Linked DNA regions of Homo sapiens: region 1 is linked to region 2. The links are chromatin loops, found by intact Hi-C in ENCODE. Cell type or tissue: sigmoid colon. All regions are shown on one strand. Each heading gives the region's core, and the rest is flanking DNA. Links, peaks and the distances in the headings are about the cores only.

What was found. Peaks named below come from ENCODE experiments on the same cell type or tissue, not always from the same donor. Only the 100,000 strongest peaks of a DNase experiment are listed, where the experiment ranks them.
Region 1: a loop joins it to region 2, with 3 times the contacts of the local background. A loop is called at or near these places in 3 of 110 quality-filtered maps.

The regions. Positions count from the first base shown.
Region 1 is chrX:138,709,391-138,714,765 of GRCh38, reverse strand. It overlaps FGF13 (fibroblast growth factor 13), which reads left to right and starts at 3,049. Exons shown (of 5, transcript NM_004114.5): 1 at 3,049-3,949. The coding sequence starts at 3,763. It overlaps FGF13-AS1 (FGF13 antisense RNA 1), which reads right to left and starts at 2,659. Exons shown (of 3, transcript NR_038405.1): 1 at 2,624-2,659; 2 at 1-42. In sigmoid colon, for the core only: a CTCF peak has its summit at 2,517 (motif pointing right); a DNase peak (open chromatin) is centred at 2,545; H3K4me3 peaks cover 2,912 bases.
Region 2 is chrX:138,643,432-138,648,806 of GRCh38, reverse strand. All of the region lies in intron 3 of FGF13 (fibroblast growth factor 13), which reads left to right. Among named protein-coding and RNA genes, the nearest start is that of MIR504, 22 kb to the left of the region's middle. In sigmoid colon, for the core only: no CTCF peak of the experiment used is centred there; a DNase peak (open chromatin) is centred at 2,336.

The sequences.
Region 1 (5,375 bases), core at 60-5,059, 66 kb before region 2:
TTTGAAAGTAATATTCACATTCGTCTCTGAAATTTTAAGCACCTGGGAAATAGACATGAGAGTTAGGAAAACGCGAACATATCTGCTTTGTGTGTGTGTGTGTGCGCGCGCGTGTGTGCGTGTGTGGAGTTTCGCTCTTATCGCCCAGGCTGGAGTGTGGTGGCCTGATCTTGGCTCACTGCAACCTCCGCCTCCCGGGTTCAAGCGATTCTCATGCCTCAGGCTCCCAAGAAGCTGGGACTACAGGCAGGCGCCACCATGCCTGGCTAATTTTGTATTTTTAGTAGAGACAGGGTTTCACCATGTTGGCCAGGCTGGTCTCAAACTCCTGACCTCAGGTGATCTGCTTGCCTCAGCCTCCCAAAATTCTGGGATAACAGGCGTGAGGCACTACGCCTGGCCAATATCTGCATTATTAATGGTTAAGTTCATTGAGCAATATGATTTGGACCCAATTTCAAAATGGTTTTCTTTCACTTTCTGCCCCAGATTGAATTTACCCTCTGGTCACAGGCCTTTGTGAGTTCTCTTTGTGGAAGAGAGAGGAGAATGAATGAGGTCCGTAGACAGACAGATCACAGAGAGATGCCCCCTTCTCAAGTCTCATTAATAATGTGCCATGCATTTTCCTGTTCATGAAAACAAAAGATTCAAGGGGGTCAGGATATAAAAAGACAGAAATATCTTTTGTGGGTTGGCAGGAACATGTGACAGAGGGAGAGTCTCGTTCCCCCTCCCCCATACTCTTCATTTTTCAATATTATACAATTTAATCAGGGAGAGAAGGATTAGAGCAAGAAGGACATCTACAAACACGTGTAGAATCACCTGGTTATCAGCCTTGGCCCAGTGGTTCCATGAGCTTATGTGGATGGTAGACAGGAGTTAGAAACAAAAGGATGTATTTACAGTTTGTGTTTGCAAATTTGTAATAAATGCCCCCGCCATTCTTATTATATATTCCTGAAGTCTTCTCTGAGTCTGTTTACCTCTAATATGTACCACAGAGTGTCCACACCAATAATTCTACAGGCGTCCTGAAAATACCTTATGAATGGTGTTTGCAGAAGCAAACAGTGAGAGCTATCTGAGAGGAGAAGTGGAGGAAAAACGGTGTGGGAAAGCCCTTATGATTTTCTCAATACCATCTCTTCTTCTAAGGTCTATCCCCTTCCTGAATCAGAACTTCATCCTTCTTTAGCTTTTGCATGCCTGCTCTGGGTCAGGATCCCAAGAGAGAAATGAGAGTAGGAACAAAAGGCCCTTGGGGTTGGTGCTTGGCAGAAGGTAAAAACATGCAGAGAATAAGCAGAGACCTTGTACCTGTTCATCACCCACCCCAAATATTTGGGCTTGATCAAAGCTTCTCCTGACCCCTCTTTATGTAAGATATTTCCCTTCATGGTATCTGGAATTTAAACAACAATCACAAACATTTTGAACTAGGAAATAGCCTCCTACTCTTCAGAATCAATATCAATCAGTCATTCCTCAGGGATTTATTTTTCCCTATGAATCAAATTTTAAAGAAGTGGATACTTGAATAGACTTGAGGTGTTAAAACTCTCGTCTACCTTGTCCTCCCTTTTCATTTGGGAAAGCCAAAAGCACAAAAGAGTAGGTAGAAAATGTCAGACCCTTTGGCATCATTCTCCTGTAACTATCAGTCTCAACCCACTGCAACCTTTACCCCAGTCTGCCTTGCAGACACACAGTGGTGCTTCTGATGGAGCAAGAGACATTTCAAGATTGCAGAGAAGTGGAAGGAGGGGTAGCAACAGCTTCCCCTGTGAAGCAATGGAATCTACAGAAGGGTCCGGTGATTCAGCTCTTATGGGCTAAGAAGCCTGAAAGCATTTCAGTGTTGCTGAGTCCGAGCTTGTTTGTTGGGTAGTCAGGCAAGGAAAAAAGGGCTAGAGTCTGAAGATAAGCTGAGCATCTGGTTTTGCATCTACATTAGTTCTGAAAAGAGGTGATGGGGGTGCCATGTAGGAGTCCAGTAAAGACGGTGTAGGGCTGCCAGGTAGTAGAGCTGCTCTATTTTGCTTCCTAGTTGGCCTCAGAAATCAAGTAAAATAGTCAAATAATTGTGTCTGTTTGAAGGTAGGGATGTAGACAGGCCATTTCTCTTTGCTGCATTTCTGGCCTCAAAACCTCTTCTTTCTTTTCCTCCAGAATAAAATATAACACAGGGAGAGGACAGAACTTGTTAATAGACTGAGGCCAGCAAAAAGCCAGACTGGTTCCTGAATTGGAGGGAAGGAGGCTGCCTGACTTTGGAGGAGCAGAAAAAAATAAGTTAGGAGATTAGAGATGGGCCACAGCTTAAATAGAGAGGTTCGACTCTGCATTTCCCAAATACGTAATGCTTACGGTACACGACCCAAGCTCTCTGCTTGAATCCCAAATCTGAGCGGACAGATGAGGGGGCGCAGAGGAAAAACAGGTTTTGGACCCTACAAATTGGCTTGAAATGAAAAGTCAGCAAAAACCACTGGGTGGCAGCGTGGTGTGCGGGCGCAGCTCTGCAGTGTCTGCTTCTGCTGCTACCGCTGGGGCTGAACCCGTCTGGGGACTCTGGCCTCCTCCCCTGAATGGCTACAAGTGTCGCCAAGCAAAATACCTCTGCGCGGGTGGGTGAGGGTTCTCCGGGTTGTTGGTGCGTCCAAGCCTGAGGCAGGGATCTGGCGAACTTCTGAGGGGCTCCAGCCCGAGCACAATCTGGTCAGCTCAAACACTGAGGAAACACCCCCACCACTCCATCCCCCAATGCCGAGCAAACCCCCGCTCCGTCAGCCCAACTACCTCATCTCAGTTCCTCCTCCATCACTGTTTCCTCCCGAAGCTCCTTTCGGGAAAAGGAGGGGAGAAGGATTTGGACGACTGGGGCAGTGCGGAAGCCCCTACAGGTGTTAGCCGGAACGGGCGGCCGGGGACTTGGGGGGGTGGGGGTGGGGGTGGGGGTGGGAGGGGCGGCCTGCGGCTCCGAGCCTACGGGCTCAGCCCCGGGAGGGAGGGGCCGTCGCGGGAGGGGGCTGCAAGGAGGCTGTCGCGCTGTTCCGGAGGGTGCCTGCGGCGGCTGAATTCCTGTGCTGCGACTGTGCCGCGCCCAGAGCAGCAGCAACAGCGAAGATGCGAGGCCATTACCTGTTTGATCCCTGTCGGAAACCTGGCACGGGCCAACTTTTCCCGATTATCACGCCAAGAAGTTGCAAGGACTAGTCGAAGACTCGGAGGGGCCAGGGCGAGGGCGCGCTCCCCCGCGCGCTGCCTCGTCCCTCCTCCGTCCGGCCGCCCGAGCTCCCGGCCTCTCTCCCGCCCGCGCTCACTCCCTCCGCCCGCCTCCCTCCTCTGGCCCCCATCAGAAGGGCAACAGGGCGAGGGGGTCCGGCGAAATTCGGACCGGAGCAGCTGGACATGCACGGTGTCCGCCGGGCGCAGGGGCCGACCACACGCAGTCGCGCAGTTCAGCATCCGCGTGCCAGTCTCGCCCGCGATCCCGGGCCCGGGGCTGTGGCGTCGACTCCGACCCAGGCAGCCAGCAGCCCGCGCGGGAGCCGGACCGCCGCCGGAGGAGCTCGGACGGCATGCTGAGCCCCCTCCTTGGCTGAAGCCCGAGTGCGGAGAAGCCCGGGCAAACGCAGGCTAAGGAGACCAAAGCGGCGAAGTCGCGAGACAGCGGACAAGCAGCGGAGGAGAAGGAGGAGGAGGCGAACCCAGAGAGGGGCAGCAAAAGAAGCGGTGGTGGTGGGCGTCGTGGCCATGGCGGCGGCTATCGCCAGCTCGCTCATCCGTCAGAAGAGGCAAGCCCGCGAGCGCGAGAAATCCAACGCCTGCAAGTGTGTCAGCAGCCCCAGCAAAGGCAAGACCAGCTGCGACAAAAACAAGTTAAATGTCTTTTCCCGGGTCAAACTCTTCGGCTCCAAGAAGAGGCGCAGAAGAAGACCAGGTCGGAAAGGGCTTTTGCTTTCTTTTCCCCATACTTTACGAGTGAGGTGGGGGCGGTGGGGAGCAGGTATGTAGCATAGGTGAGTTTGTTGGTGGCCCATCTTGTGCAGAAGAGGCCACCTAGCCTGTGTGCGTGCGTGGGAAGGCGCTGGCTTTCTTGCCTCCGTAACAGTAACACGCTTGCTGCATTGCAACTGCCCTGGGACAGGCGCAGAGCCTGGGGGCATACTCTGCCCTGGGTGGCTTGCCCTCAGCTTCGGACATGTCACATATGTGCATGCCCGGTGGGCTCTGGGCAGGCGTGACCCAGACATGGCTGTGATATGTATGGCGTGGAAATTGCAGGCGCAGAGCTGGGCAGACACCATCCTCCCGTCCCCAGGAGAGCCTGGGGAATCCCTCTCTTGCTTTTATCTCTGCCTCAGACCCTTCCCCTCCAGCTTCCACCTCCAAGGGATGTGGGCTTCTGCTGTCTAGGCATTGCGTTTCTTTGATGACTTTTAAGCTTTTTGGGACAGACTTGACTTGTGGTGCAGCTTCGAAATGTTTGCTGGGGCGGGGGGAGGGGGGATTTCTAGAACCTTGTTGCAAAGAGCTGAGAGATTTGGTTAGACTTAGTGTAATCGGTTACATGCTACTAAAATGCGGTGTTGAAGAGGGGATTTAAGCTCATACCCAGACTGTGGTGCTTTTGAACATTTTCAGTGGTAGGAGTAGCGCGATATTCCAGCGACTGGAAATTCAGCTCTAGGTGTCAGGTTGCGTCAAGGCAGACCTTCAGGCGAGCATGCAGTTTATTTGCCATTCTTAACCAAATGAATCTTTTACACTCTTTTCTGCCTTTTACTAGATAAATATTACAAAAAAAATAAGAGTCACCGATCTGTTATTTCTCCATTTATGTGTGCTACACCCTGGGATGGAAAAGCAGACATAACGTTTTCTGTTTGCACAAAGTTTTTAATGCATTAACTGTAAATTAGGCTTGTTTCAAAAAGGCTTAAGTGGTTGCAAAGCATGCTTATGTGGCTCGAATAATCACATAAATATTATTTCAGCGCAGGAGTCTATATTCAGTAAAAGAAAATTTTGGATAACATGGCTGTTATTGGTAAATGAGACACTTGATTGATCTATGGTTATTCATAATTGAAAATCATTTTAATTAAGAACTCATATTTTTGATAATCATACTTCTGATATGAAATTTGAAAAATTAGTATGCACTGATTTTTTCCTTCCTACCAACAAAAACCCTGCTCTTTTCACACACATTTTCACTAATGATAATTAATATGACAAGATTTGTTAATGGTGGTTGTATCTCCCTCCTCCCTTTTTTGGTATAAAAGGCTCAATTTTCCAAATACAGTTTCCTTAATGGGGTTCCACGTTATTTATGCATTTTCTACCTTCTTAGAATAAAG
Region 2 (5,375 bases), core at 150-5,149:
TTTCTCTGTGCGCTGTGAAAAGGAGAGGTGCCTATTATCAACTGGCCCCAAAGAATTGCGTGCATAGTGGCAGCCTTGCACAAGTGCACTGCCTGCTAAATCACAGTGTGAGGAAGCATGACATGACACAACTGGGATGTTCGAGAACTGCAAGTCATTTTTCAGGATTTAAAAAAAATAATACTGCAGAACATAAGAAAGAGATTTAGGAGGAATTAGTTACATACTCCTTGTGACCTAATGATTCTCTCTCTACCCACAGAGACTATCTTACCCTTGAAGCACAGTAATTGGTTTGTAGGAGATATTTTTCCATTCATAAGAAAAAAATATCTCCTACTTTTCATCCTGGACTTATTTCTCCAATCTGGCTTGAGTTGAGGAATCTTATGCTAGAGTTGTAGGAGAGCAGGTGCCAGATTGTGGAGGGCCTTGAACGCCCGGCCAGGGAGTTTAGATTTTATCCTGTAGGCAGCAGAGAGCCATTAAAAGATTTTGAGCAGGAGGAATGTAAAAAATAGGACTTGATTTGGATGCACGCTTAGTATAAAAGTGCAATGATAAGATATATTAAGGGAGTGTTACGGTTCTGTTCACAGCATGAATATAACTGTAGGATTCATCTCTACTAGCTGACTAGTTCAGTTTTTATAGCATGCAAATTTTCAGAGCCAGCTGTAAGAGGTTGATGGTAAAAGAACAAAGTACGAATTGATCATGTGAATGTAATTGTAAGGAGGGATTTTTAAATGATCAAGATCACTGGTAACACAGAATAGTAATCATTTTAAAGGGTGACTGTAGAATTATTTGTTATTTTGTTTGAGTTATCTGAAACCACTTCTATGCTATATAATTACCTTAAGTTTTAAGTGCTCCCTGCAGGGATAATTTATGCATTTTGCATTCTCATGCAAATACTTTAACAGTCTACATTGTTGAAAATAGAACTGAACATTATTTCAGATAGGTAATGGTTGTACAAAGCTTATGAAGTATTCATCATTTTTATATATTCTCATGGTTTATATTATATTACTGTGTTGTGTTTTCAGCTACAGTGATACTTAGGTAACAAATATTTGAAAATTTAAATTGCATGTTTTGATAAAGAACTGTAATTTGCCAATTTCAAAATTTAATGTCATCAAAATCCTTTTAAAATATTAATATAAAATGTTGCAGTATTTCAGGAAATACAAGGCAAGCCAAATTTAATTTAAGCTACTAGGGGCTCAGTTATGAATTGTAGCTAGATACGTGGCCAAACACTCCCGTAAAGCATTGCATTTTTAGGATTCAGGCTTCACCGCAGTGGTTTCTGTAGAGCCATAATATAAGATGATAATCATAAACAGCATCACAGGCGATGGCAGTTTAGTCGTAAATAGGAAACCGTTGTCTTGTTCACTGCAACATAGCTACACATGTAAGCATTATATATCCCTTGTGAAAATGTGATTCACTTTATGATGGTGACATTCATATTTCAAAGTGTCTTGTTTTAATGAGCTTTCACAGGATTTCTTTGCACCAATCTTGAACTTCTCAAGAGTCCTGGATTTCCTTTTTTTTTTTTTTTTTTTTCCCCAGAGATGGATGTGCATTAAGCATAGGAAAACCTCCAGGAAGAAATATGTTTACTCCTCTGTTTGGCTCCTCTATAGACACTAACTTTACAGAAGAACTTTACTTACCTTGGGCAGCCTATCGGATTTCACCCTGAGCTCTGAGCACAGCTGGGAGTTTGGACAGTAAAGAGATGTCTTCTCCAGCAAAGGGGAGACAACTTACTTTCCAGCCTTCCCCGTTAAACATTCACGGGTGAGGGTGGTGGATATTTCTCAAAGTCCACAGGTTTATAGAATTGGGGAAAGCAAATGGCCCATTTTTTTAACTTTCTGTGTTTTCACTCTCTGTTGTCTTTCTCCGCTTTGTATTTCTGTGTTTCGCTCTGTCTCTCTCATGTATGTATGCATGTGAGTGCACACATACACACACACGAATCTGACTAAATAATTTATATATCTCCTTATATGTGTTACCTGCGTCTGTACCTGAAAAGGCAGAAGCCTAATTTCAGTAAAGGTGCTCTAGGGTCATTTCCTGAATACCTCTAGAGTAGAGTTCACTGGAAATAAAAAACCCAACATGTGCCCAAACTCAGTTGTGAGTATTTTTGCAGTAGAAGAGTGAACTTTTCATGCCATGATCTAGGAGAATGTTAAGTGGACAGATTTATATAAGATAAATGGAATGCTGCTGCCCGTTGTAATGGAAAAAGAAGCGGCCTAGGGGATAGGCTGCCTGGCTTGGCTTCTGCTCTGTGTCAGACCTCTTCCTACCCTCTGGAACTCAGGATCAGTTGGAGCTCCTGGATCTTCAGTGTCTTGCAGCCCCAGAAATATCACATGCCAGTACCAGCTACCGTAAACAGATTCCAGCTTCCTCTAGAAGGAGCTGCTTCCCTGCACTGGATTAGTTCTCCAGCAGAAAGTGTTAATGCCAGGTTCCAGTGTATTAGCATCTCTTGTTTCATTTCTTTGACTCTAAAACAAGCTCTTTAGAGATTTTTTTAAAAGTCTACCAAAACCCATTATAATCATTACTTTTGTTATCATTACTTTTGTTAAACTGTCCCTTACCTGTCACTTGAATGCCATAACTATTCAAGCAGTTGTAGAAAACTTTAAATGTAGGCACTGCTTAAACATAAAATACTGTTATATTTTTCATTATTGTTATTAGTAATCTACATTATGAAAGTAGAACTAGTAAAACAGTGGTTTGGAACAAAAGAAGTGAGATAATAACATTGTAGTTTTGTAGCATAGTAATTAAAGTGAGATGTGTAAATGTCATCTGGCCTATTAATATGGAATTATTTCACAAATCCCTTTATTATCATGTGGTCTCACTGATACACATTATAGTAATTCTAGTATTAGATTCTTAGAATATTTTAAGCGCTAAATCAAAGGCTCATGCATTGTCATCCTTGAAAAGGAATCACTACTGTAAGCATTTCTCACACATACAATTAATGTGTAGCATTAGCCCCTCACAGAAATGGAAAGGTGCTTTTCTTCTCTGTTTTTATTGACCACCACCAGTTTTTATACCAATTTCAAGTTGCGGGGTGGGGAGAATACTACATTTTCTTATATATCACACAAATGGAAAGTTAAAGGAAGGGAAGAGATCTGGTAGTTGTCGAGCATTTCCACTTAAGCTAACTGCTTCCCCATGCCTTCTGTGATCTTCCGTATGAAGCACATGATGCTGTCCCCATCTTGCAGATGCAGGATCAGAAAACACACGAATTGCCTACAGTCAGAAAACTTGGAAGTGGAAGAGGCAACTTTGAGCTGAGCTCTTCAAAAGGGCCAGGGCACACAAATAGGAGGGAGGGCTGAGCCTTCAGCAAACGTTGAAGTTGCGCATTTAGAAGGGAGTTGGCATTACAGCTGTTGTCTACCCAGTGACTACTCTGTGGGTGAAAAGGTGCACTTGCAATTGAGTTTATTTTAAAAATGACTTGTTAAGGGCACCATTGCTGTGATTTTCTCACCTGTGAGGTGGGAGGAACTCTCCTCTCAGGCCAGAGGGAAGTAATTACTGAGAGGTGCCTTCAAGAGTAAAGCAGATTGTTATATATTTCAAAGGGGGCTGTCACAGTGCCTGGGACACAGTAGGCTTTCATTAAATCCTAGATTAGAATTAATTCTTCTATTTGGGTCTCAAATGAATAAATTGGCTCCCTCCATTCAGATTCGTGACAAATGACTGCCACTAGCATCCTCTCATGTAGCTCCTTTCAAGGGGCTGATGAGTAGAAATGCATTCTTCATAAAAAAGGTTCCTCTCTTTAGCACTTGTTATCCTCAGCAGTCATTTGCAGATGTAATGTGATGCAGCAGTTTAATAGTCCTCTGCAGCACCATTCTCATCCATTCAAATCCTTGGTTTATAGATGAGGCCTTTGCACCTTGCCCTGTGACACCAGCTTTTATGTTTTGCAGCAGAAAGAATGCTATAGTGACTTCCATTTGAGCAGTTGCTGTTGGCTAGCATTACTTTCCTACTTGTTCAAGAAAGTCTCCTTTCAAAGTTTTTGAAGAAGCAGACTCCTAATTACTGTGACACTTTTCTTCAGAGACAAACCCTACCAAATGTAACAGAGCTGCTATCCAATGTGTGTCAAAAGTGTGATTCTCAAAGATTCCTGGCCAGGTGCGGTGGCTCACACCTGTAATCCCAGCACTTTGCGAGGCCAAGGCAGGTGGATCACCTGAGGTCAGGAGTTCGGGACCAGCCTGGCCAACATGGTAAAACCCCGTCTCTACTAAAAAAATACAAAAATTAGCCAGGTGTGGTGGCCCTTGCCTGTAATCCCAGCTACTTGGAAGGCTGAGGCAGGAGAATCCCTTGAACCCGGGAGGTGGAGGTTGCAGGGAGCCAAGATCATGCCATTGTACTCCAGCCTGGGCAACAGAACGAGACTCCATCTCAAAAAAGAAAAGAAAAAAAAAATCCTGAGGTACAAGAATATAATATGCACCCACCTTGGTATCATTTTATTTTTAATAGGCCTTGCCAGAGCTTTTCAATTCATCTAGGAGGAAAGGACCTTTGTCTTGTGCATGACAGTTGGTTGGATCTCTGTGAAAATTTTTCAGAGCTCCTAAGCTTTGAATTTTTAGTCAAGTGCTTGCAACAGCTATTTAAAAAGACACAACCTACTAAGCTTGTTCTCCTGATAACATGTACTTCAGAACTCATATTCTTGCAGCTGGATTTAGATCCCACTCTGAAGTCAGTACAGAGAAGAGGACTGCCACAAATGAGAAAGCTTCATAGTAGCAGAGACTATGTATCCAATAGGCACAAATTAATTACAGAGAATGGCTAAAAGACTAGAAGGTTTGTTTTTAGAAATCATATCTGATATTTGATTCACCTTTCAAAACACATAGATCAACACTGCCATTAAAAAAACCAATATACTGAATTAATACACATAATAAGCAGGTTAATAGGGGGTTTTTTAGGGGGTTATTCACCTTAGAGAAGTGTTCTTCGCTTGAAATAAAAAATTCCACAGATTTCTGTTAAACAGTGAGATGCCCTAATAAGTTTTAAAATATACAACAGTTCACACAGTCTCTCTAGAACATATTTTATGTAAAATGAATTACACCCTCTGCCACCTAATTGGATTGCCTAAACAATCCGTATCCTTCTGCAGGGTTAAGGTCAGACTAACACAGTCTTGGGCCAGTCACACAGTCTTGAAGACATATGGCCTATCTCTCTTCTTTGTCACGAGTCTCAACAAGCTACTTCCATGTCAAAATGTATTTGCTGACCAGTCT